Linked DNA regions of Homo sapiens: regions 2 and 3 are each linked to region 1. Evidence: chromatin contacts called from ENCODE Hi-C or POLR2A ChIA-PET data. All regions are on one chromosome and are shown on one strand. The core of a region is the stretch at or near the end of the contact, and the rest is flanking DNA. Distances in the headings are between cores, read along the strand shown. Region 1 has its middle 52 kb from the start of PIP4K2A. Region 2 overlaps PIP4K2A (phosphatidylinositol-5-phosphate 4-kinase type 2 alpha). Region 3 has its middle 79 kb from the start of ARMC3.

What was found. Hi-C counts contacts between places; a loop is a spot of excess contacts on that map. ChIA-PET counts read pairs that join two places held with the same protein, here RNA polymerase II (POLR2A). Pooled maps may share reads with other maps.
Region 2: a loop to region 1 is called in a pooled map, with 5 times the contacts of the local background. The contact joins two enhancer-like sites. A Hi-C loop is called at or near these places in 1 of 37 single-sample maps with no recorded cell type and 3 of 50 pooled maps. POLR2A ChIA-PET finds 5 or more read pairs at or near these places in 4 of 52 experiments (OCI-LY7, T-cell and activated B cell).
Region 3: a loop to region 1 is called in a map of endothelial cell of hepatic sinusoid, with 6 times the contacts of the local background. The contact joins two enhancer-like sites. A Hi-C loop is called at or near these places in 4 of 168 maps with a recorded cell type or tissue (Caco-2, dorsolateral prefrontal cortex, endothelial cell of hepatic sinusoid and 1 more) and 5 of 50 pooled maps. POLR2A ChIA-PET finds 5 or more read pairs at or near these places in 2 of 52 experiments (B cell and endothelial cell of umbilical vein).

What each region holds. Positions count from the first base shown.
Region 1 is chr10:22,764,491-22,767,800 of GRCh38, reverse strand. No RefSeq gene overlaps it. Among named protein-coding and RNA genes, the nearest start is that of PIP4K2A, 52 kb to the right of the region's middle. Within about 2 kb of position 1,445, at least 3 of the 41 ENCODE cell types and tissues checked have a DNase peak (open chromatin) inside an H3K27ac peak, as active enhancers do.
Region 2 is chr10:22,681,893-22,685,061 of GRCh38, reverse strand. All of the region lies in intron 1 of PIP4K2A (phosphatidylinositol-5-phosphate 4-kinase type 2 alpha), which reads left to right. Among named protein-coding and RNA genes, the nearest start is that of PIP4K2A, 31 kb to the left of the region's middle. RefSeq lists enhancers at 1,009-1,078, 1,619-1,838, 2,579-2,698. Within about 2 kb of position 1,666, at least 17 of the 41 ENCODE cell types and tissues checked have a DNase peak (open chromatin) inside an H3K27ac peak, as active enhancers do.
Region 3 is chr10:22,847,745-22,850,932 of GRCh38, reverse strand. No RefSeq gene overlaps it. Among named protein-coding and RNA genes, the nearest start is that of ARMC3, 79 kb to the left of the region's middle. Within about 2 kb of position 1,297, at least 21 of the 41 ENCODE cell types and tissues checked have a DNase peak (open chromatin) inside an H3K27ac peak, as active enhancers do.

The DNA of each region.
Region 1 (3,310 bases), core at 196-2,695:
GATAGAATCTGATTTTACAGTATTTTGCCTCTGCTACAGTAGAAACGCCTTCCTTACTCAAAGGACACATTAATTAATAATAGGTAACATTTACTGACTGCTTCCAATGTGCCTGGCACATCTGCTAAGCACTTTACATGCTATCTTCTTTATCTTCACAATAACTCTACAGGGAAGTACTGTGATGATTCTCATTTTACGAATGGCTAAGTTGAGGCTTAGAAAAGTTGGATAATGTGGTTACAGTTAGGAGAAGAAAAAGCTCAATATTAAACCCAGGCAATGGGACTGGAGCCAACACTCTTGACTACCTGGCTCTAAAGTTACAACTCAGTTATGGAGACAGAACAGAAGCCTACAAATATTTAACAACACTTTAACTTTTCTCCCATCTGTTTGCAAATAAAAATAATATTTAGCAATACAATTAGCATATCCTTTATGCCAAATAAATGGAATGAACCACTACTTCTATGGAACACAGGAAAAGGATGCTTTCGGCACAGCAGAGCCTAGGATGCAGGACCTAGGGAGGACTGGCTCTTCAAACAGCAGATTTTATTGGTATTTCCACCATTGGCCTCCGCTGAGAAACAGTATTAAAAACATCTTTGGAAGATTAAAAAGGAAGTAATTTTTTTCAAACACTTCAAGTTGTGATCTACTTGCAAAGCCAGCTATATCAACAAGCGATTGATCCCTGGAAATATATGCAAAGGAGCCCCCTAGTTTGTCTCTGATCCCCTTCCTTCCTACCTCCTAGAGGGACAGGTTCTTTGATTTTAAGGCAACTTCCACTGAGGCCAGGAGTTAGCTGCCTGGGCTGTCAGTTTCTAGCAAAGGGCAGCCCAGAATAAATTTGACTCTTTATGTATCCTAATCTGGAACAGAAAGAGGCAAAGTTCTCCCTGTCTCCTCCCAACTTCACACGCACTTAAAATTGGCATTCCCCCTCTGCAGTTTTTGGCAGACCTTTCAGGAAATATTAAGTTAGACTGAAAATTCAGAGGTCCTCGTAACTGTCTGGGCTACTTTAAAATCTGGCATGTTATGAACACAACCTAAAAGTTGTTAAACATTGTTTCTATTTATTTTAGCAAGATAGCGGCTACCTAGAATCAGAATTGAGAACAATAATAAGCTTTCAAAAAATAATATATTTTTACAGGAGCTAAAATGTCTTACTTGATAGATATATTTAATAGCTACAAAACACCTCGCTCCACACTCATATTGACTTCAAAGAAGGGTCGAAATATTAAAATATGTTATTGCCTCTTTCTTGGCCTCCCACACAGAATGTAGGACTTGACTACAGCACTGTTGGCCAAGACAAAAGACTTCTGTACCACCTAACATAGCAACTGCAATGGTCTAGGCTGCAAATATGTTCTTCCTCTTTGGGTGCCCATTTAGCCTGTCTTCAGAGGTCAGATTTGGAACAAAAGAAAAGGAAGTGAGAGAACAATTTCATCTTCAGATGTAGCAAACAGTGTGTAACCGAAATGGGAATTTCAGGGGAGGTCTCATGTTTGACACAATATAGCGCCTTTTTCTTTTTTGGCCCTCAGTTACCTTCATGCAAATGTACTAAGATGTCAGAATTGCAGATATTTTACATGTTAGGAGAATTCTCTCATACCTAAATTCCCATGCAAATTGTACAATTCTCCTTAATCTCATTATTGATGGTACTCTTTCCAAACCGCTAAAGTGTGACAAAATGTGTACCTTACTGAAACAATATGTAAGCATTTCATGGATGAGTCCCAAAAACTGATGAACTATTTTCAGACATGGTATTTATGAGACTACCAAAAACTCATTAGTCTTGTCATTTCTTTTGTAAGTTGAAAAGTAAGCACATGTTATTTATATCATTGCTCTAGAGACACTGGTAATTTTGGTCTGGAAGACATTTGCATTTAAGATACACCATGCGACTGGCATCAGTTTATTTTTTAACGTTATGTTTATACACTAATCTATTACTAGCAATGGAAATATGCAAATATATCATGTGTTTTCTCTTTTTTTTTTTTTTTTTTTTTTTTTTGAGACAGAATCTTAATCTGTTGCCCAGGCTGGAGTGCAGTGGCTCCATCTCTGCTCACTGCAACCTCCGCCTCCCAGGCTCAAGCGATTCTCCTGCCTCAGCCTCCCAAGTAGCTGGGATTATAGGCACACACCACCACACTCGGCTAATTTTTGTAGTTTTAGTAGAGATGGGATTTCACCGTGTTGGCCAGGCTGGTCTCAAACACCTGACCTCACGTGATCTGCCCACCTTGGCCTCCCACAGTGGTGGACTTACAGGTGTGAGCCACTGCGCCCAGCCTCCTTTCTTCATTTGATAAATATATTTGGAGAATCTTATGCTTTGAAGTGAGAGCAGCACATCTAAGTGGACATTTATAATACTTCAGTCTCTCCACTAAACTAGACCAGAAGGAAAACAGAACCTCAGAACAAAAATTACCCTGAATTCTTTCTCTTCTGTAAACAGTCTTGGACTTCCCTTTCCATGTGGAATAGATGGAGAACTTGTTAGAGCTGACATATACTGTACATGCCAAAGAGACAAAAAGATCCCTGTGCATCAATGACCCCTGGATGTGAGAACATCAATGCCTAGTATAAAGTGATGGCCTGTTTCCTAGCAGTTAACTTCAAATGAAGACACCCTCACAATATGTGTGTGTGCATGTGTGTTACATGTACACAGCTTGTCATTTAGGGGAACTATATAATGCAGGCTTCCTTCTCCATAGGACTACCACCAATTTCATGTCACATTTCAGAAGATTTTGCCTGAGATGAAGTTTTAAAGTTCCCTGAAGACCTGTGGGTCTTAACCACTGATGAGAGTGCAGCCATCTTCAACAGTCTTGGGTGAATTAGATAGTGTTTGGCAGAATTGTCAGATTCCTCCCATCTTGGAAGCCTGAGTTTCTGTTCCTGGCACTCTAGTTGTTTTGCTTGATTCTTGATCCTCACATCCGGCTCCTCCCTCCTGGATCATTGACTGAACCCTTTCTCAGGCTTATTTGTCTGTGTTATTATTTTGATTTACTCTGTAGGTCATAACTGGGAATAACACAGCGAGTCATAAATGCCAAAACTTAATTAAACAAAGGACCCTAGGTCCTTTCCTTTCCCTGCCTATCACATCCAATTTATCACCATGTCCTCTCAATTCTACCTCCTAAGTTCATGTGGAATCTGCCCTCTGGGCTCCATCCACACCATCGCCTCACCTTAGGACCTAATGGCCTCTTATGTGAATAGCTGCAATAGGGTCTTCTCTGGC
Region 2 (3,169 bases), core at 417-2,916, 83 kb after region 1:
TGGCAGATCTACTGTGGTTGAAATTAAATGACAAGAGTGTCACCAGTAATGCGGTTTCTGTTATTGCACGGGTTCCACAGGTGTAAAAATAACCCTTACTAGCACCCTGTTTTACTAGCTGGACACTTGCCGAAATGGTCAGGAACACAAAAGTGAAGCAGCTGTGTATCGGACAGCTGTGGACAAGATGTCCATAAGCAGTGCTATAAGGACCCACCAAAGCACAACTTCAGATGACTTGGCAGGGCGGTGACATGCTGGGAAGCAACAGTCATGGGCTGTGCATTTTCACAGAAGTGTTCAAGGAACTCCAGGGTAATTTACAAATGGCCACTTTGCCATATGCCTGAGACACTGGAAAGATTTTTAGTGGGTGGCATCCTATAGACCAGGGATTGTTTTGATGCCAGGGAGCTCGAGCTGATACTGGACATTGGAAGGTGTGTCAGGTTTTCTGATAGACAAATTATGTTTCACTAATAGAATGTTTTGTTTGAGGTAGGGAATATTTTTAAGAGGACAAGGAAAGCCAATAGGTATATTTTTAAAAATTATGAACATATATGTATAAGAAACAGTATAATGAAACAAGCGCATTACAAAGAATAATGATAAAACACATTGTGTGTTAGCTTTTGGCAGAAGGAATATAAGCTTAAAAGTTTTTTAAACAACTTTCTTTGGCAAAAGAAGTAGAGGCAGTGGCAATCAAAGAAAAAATAAGGGATTCAGACAAAGCGTACCTAGTATTAACTGTTAGTACCACAGATACTAATGCTGGTTTTTAATTAAAACGACCCAATCAGTAATGTCTTTGAGATTGCCTAAATTTACATTTTGCTCTCAAGTATTTTTAAGTCATAAAACAGCAAGCCAGTGGGGAAAATAAACTGAAAGATGGTTTGCCACAGGCCTGAAACTGTGAGTGGGGAAGTTGGCATACTAAATTGTAATACAGACAGATGTGAGGTAATGCATTTAAGGGGGGGAAAAAGACTACATTCTACACACAAAGTAATGGGCTCCAGGCTTCTTGTGAGTATTTCAGATAGGAATCATTCAGTTTCTAATGGGTATTTGGCCGATGTGGTGCTTATTGTAGCCAGGAACGTTCCGGGCAAGGAAGCGCTGGGCGATTCCAGGAGAGATATAAAGAAAATATTTCAAGATCTGACACACTTTGAATTGTGTGTGTGTGTGTGTGTGTGTGTGTGTGTGTGTGTGTGAACTGCTTGGTAGGAAAGCTACAAGAGAGACTGGGAAAGGCTAAGGGAGGGGCGACTGAAAGAGGTACCAAACCATGAGAAGAAATTACAGTCAGGAGGGACGCTGCAGTCTGGAAAGATGAAGCTGTGATTAAAAACCATGATAAACACGTGCTCAACAGACTTCTTTATCAAACCCTGCAGAAGGGAACAGAAGAAAGCAGTTGCTGCTTGAGGGGGAAAGTTAATGGAAGAAGAAAATAACTTGTTTTCGACAGTTGACAAAGCAGTTTCACCTTTGTCATCTCACCTGACCTGTACCCAGCACTGAGGAGAAGGCTGGGGACAAGTCATTATTCACATTTGACAGATGAGCAAACAGATCAGAGTAAGTGACTCGGCTAAGTCCACACTGTCAGCTCTGCGGTCAGGATCAAACCTGGCTCTGACTCAGGTCCCCTTGCACTTGGCCCACCTCTGAGTTGCGAAAACTTGGGGTCTGTACCACAGCATGGAAGACTTAGGATCACTGTGAAAAACTGTGACTTAAGATCACAGTGAAAAACGGCAAATGCAAATACTGTTAAAGCCTTGACTCGGTGGTATGAGCAGAACTCATAAGAGTTGAGTCAGAGAGCAGTCCAGGTGTCTTCAGCTCAGATAGCTGCCCTTGCTAGAGAGGCTGCTGGTTGAACAGTAATTTATCAGCTTGATCCAACATAAAGTTTCTTCATTTTTATTTATACTGTACTGTCGTGTCAGCTGTTTTTGTTGTTGTTGTTGTTGTTGTTGTTTTTCTTTTTCTTTTCTTTTTGGCTTCAGAAATGGCCTCAGCTACGCAAAAATAAAGAAGGATCTGAAAGATCAGTCTTGTTGTAAAGAAGACAGCAGGTGACATGGTAGATGACCGCACATTGTTCATTCCCAAGGTCATGGGTAGTGCCAGGATTTTCAGACGCAAATGATGCATATGTAAAGATGACTGGACCATCTGTGTCTCTTCAGATCCTGTTGCAATTACCAAGTGTTCCCAGCAAGGGTTAATGTGGTGTGTGAACCTGACTAACCTCAGGTTCTAGTTCTCCCTCCCTGAGTAGAGAGTCTAGGAGCCAAGTTCAGACTGGCTCAGTCTGGAGGAATTCACAAGTGAGGCAGGTTTAATGGAAGAACAGATACTCTGAGGTTTTGGAGGGCCTGTGATGTGCTTGTCAGCGGGTTCCTGCTTCTGCCACCCCCACCACGGAGCACCAACCATGTGGTTTGTTCTTTGTGTACTTTGTTAGCTAAACTCTCAAGTGTCAAGTTGATGGCACTTTTTTTTTAGGTTCATGGACACTGTTACTGTCCAATAATTTGTAAGTCAGCAATGCTTTGTTTTATCAGTAAAATAAAACACTATATTAGGAATAGCATGATCAGAACAGGGTGGTTTCCTAATTTTTAGATTGCTGGCCTTTTCTAGAAAATAAAGGCAAGGTGTGCATACTTGAGGTTTGAGGGCTACCATTGCCTCCTGGCAGAGGAAATGAGTAGGCCTGATAGTTGCTAGGTTAAAAAGAAACAGTAGTTGAAATACTGAGAAAAGTTTAATGAAAAGTAACTTTGGCTCTTAAGTAGAACAGTTTGAGGACAGTGAAAAATTCAGTAGCTAAGGGTTGTGTGCTCTCTACACAGGGATGGTGTGTGGATTTGTGGATAAGGTATGCAACAGAGTACTCCTCTTTGAGCATTTTTATATCTTGAATTAACTATAGCACAGGAGTTGGCAGACTATGGCTTGTGGGCCAGATCTGGCCCGCTGCTTGTTTTTGTGTGGCCACGAACTAAGGATAGTTTTTACGTATGTACAAAAAAAAAAATGGTTTTCTAAAAAAGTATTTCATAATGTGAAAATTCTATGAAATTCAAATTTCAGTGTCTGTAGATAAGTTTGATTGGAACAGAGCCACACTCATTTGTTTGCC
Region 3 (3,188 bases), core at 48-2,547, 83 kb before region 1:
CCATGCCTGGCTAATTTTTGTATTGGCCAGGATGGTCTCAAACTCCTGATCTCATGATCCGCCCACCTCAGCCTCCCAAAGTGCTGGGATTACACATGTAAGCCACCGTGCCTGGTGCAGTGTCTGCTTCTTAATTCAGTCTCTGCTCCTCAGGCTGAGCATTTAGGTTCTTGTGGTTGCACACTTGGGCATGGTCAGGTTACATAAGCTTCAACCTCGGGGGCTCTTGGCAATAGAGAAACAACTCACAACTTTGTTATGTAAAAGTTGAGCCAGATTGGTCTGGTGCAGTTAGAAAGTCTCCCTACTATAAAATATCCTTCAATATGGCTTCAGTTTTACAACTATTAGTATGATTATTTGACTGATGTCTTTCTCCCCTTGCTAAGGAATGCTGCCCTGTGAGCATAGGGACCCTGTAAGGGCCTGGTTCCTTATTGTCTGCCTAGCACATGACAAAATGTCAAGCACAAAGTAGGCAATCAATCAACTTTTGTTAAAGGAACAAATGAATAAATGATCAGTATTATGTCTTTGTGTATCTCTATAGAAATATTGATTAATTTATCATGTAACCTATAACTTAGTTCATAGGAGAGGATACCATTCTTTAAAATCAACTCTTGGCCAGGTGCAGTGGCTCACACCTGTAATCCCAGCACTTTGGGAGGCCGAGGCGGGTGGATCACCTGAGGTTAGGAGTTCGAGACCATCCTGGCCAACATGGTGAAACCCCCATCTCTACTAAAAATACAAAAATTAGCCAGGCATGGTGTCGGGTGCCTGTAATCCAAGCTGCTCGGGAGAATGAGGCAGGAGAATCACTTGAACCCGGGAGGTGGAGGCTGCAGCTGAGATCACACCACTACACACTCCAGTCTAGGCGACAGAGTGAGACTCCATTTCAAAATAAAATAAACTCTTTGCTGTATAAGTAGCATATCATAAATCATTTTTTATGATTTATGATATGCTCGTCTCCCTCTTAGATGACAAAATATGCAAATATTCTGTTTGCATGGCAGTTTTGTTTCAGAGTTCCCTAATATTTTATAATATTACTCCACTTACTGTAGAATTTGAAATTAAGGAAATATTTGGGTTTTCAGTTTGGACCTTTTGATTTCTCTCCCTTTTTTTCACTCACTGATTTGCGTTTAAACTTCTACTTCTCTCTACTTACCAGACTCTGCTTCCTAACAGAGACCTTCCAGGATGAAAGGGCTTGTGGTTGGAGCTCAGCCACGTTGGTGCCGGGCAGTCATAATGGCTGCATTGTGCAGGGCGGCGCCTGTGACTGTCAGAGCCCGGCAGCCTCTGCTCCAGCTCCGGGACAGATTGTTCTCACTGCTGTTGCTCTGATTAGTTGTTTTTCTGATTCTAAACTTGGCTTTGCAGTCTGAGTTATTTCCTATTTAACCTCACATGCAACGTGGCATCTGGCCATGCCTCCTGAGAAGGCTTCTCTGATTCTGCCAGTTGAAATATAACTTGGTTTGTGTATGTGGGCTAGACCCTCCTGAGTCTGTCCCCTGGGAAGGGAAATAGGTTCTTCTGGTGAAGGTGACCCGGACCCAGACCTAAGAACATTTGCAGAACATTTGGATTGGTCTTAAGGTCCCCTGCCTACCCACACATTCCAGCTTATTCCTCCTTCTTCCACTCCCCACCCCAAGCCACTTCCCACTTGGGACCACTAACACTGATCCAGCAGCTTCTTACCTCTTGTGGTTCCATTCACTCCTCTTCTCTCTCTGTGCTCTCCCTCTCTGCCCATCTATGTGCGTTTCCTTCACGGGCTCTTCTTCCTCTTGCCACTGAACATGAGTATCCCTCAGGCCGCCACCTTGACATCTTCTCATTGCACTTTGCCCACCCTCCTTGGGAAGTCTTTCATCTGGAATAGGTAGCATCAACTCGAACCTCCATCCTGACTTTCAGATCCATATATTCAATGCCACTTGCAGAGTTTACCAGTCACTACTGTTTCATTGGACAGTATGATGCACATAAAAGTGTTTAAGGCAAAATAGAGAGGCTGACAGTTCCATAGGAAGCCGGTAGGAATGGCGCTTCTAGGGGCAGAGAGCTTTGCAGTGGCCTTCAATTCCCATCACATAGGATCTATTTGACTATATTATCAAGCCCAGATATGCTTCCTTTGCGAGGGGACAGGTTGCAATCATTATCCTCCTGTGTGATGACATCTTAAGTGGCAAGTGACATTCTTGTCAACCACCAATATGGCTAAGATATGAGTATGCATGATGCATTCTACCGTATATTTTCTCTTTTGAGGTTTAGAAAGATACAAGAGCACTCTTAAAACTGTAGAACAAAATCTCTTTGATAATATCATGGGGAAATTGCCACTGAAAACCCATTGGTGGAAATGTTCAGTCACTAGTATACAAATGCATTTCATATCTAATGTTGTTTTTTGAATTTACCCTTAATATTGGGCACTATTTACAATTAAATGAATGGCCACAATGTAACTATTAATGATAAAATGTCTATTTGCTTTACGAAAGAAATATGATCCCTGGAAGTCTTTGGTTTTGCATTTAAATTAATTAGTGAATTGAATACCTGTCCCTTGGATTGCTCATTTACACTCTTACTAAAAAGGTGGCTAGCTTGTCAGAGGAAGTACTTTCAAATTGGCTAATTAATTGCATGACCACATTCCCATGGAAATAGCAAAAGGGCATTCTAAGGACAAACAAAAAATATCTGCACGGGCATCATACTCGTCATCAGCTCTAAAGTAATGTTATCTGTAGACATCTACTCAGTAAAAGAGCTGCTTGACTAATAGGACAGATTGGCTTCAGGAAAAAAATGTATATATATGAAAACTGTGTTTACGTCTTATCTAATTAAAGAATATATGGTATCAAAGACTAAGTTTTAAACATTTAATATAAAATGAGCATTCACAGATATGAACAGTGCTCACATGTAACAACTGGAAAAGAAAGCATAATAAAATTAAAGATGCAAAGTTATATAAATATATATATAATATATATATATTTTTTGAGACATAGTCTTGCTCTGTCACCCAGGCTGGAGTGCAGTGGTGCAATCTTGGCTCACTGAAACCTCCATCTCCCGGGTTCAAGTGGTTCTCCTGCCTCAGCCTCCTGAGCAGTTGGGATTACAGGCATGTGCTACCACACGTG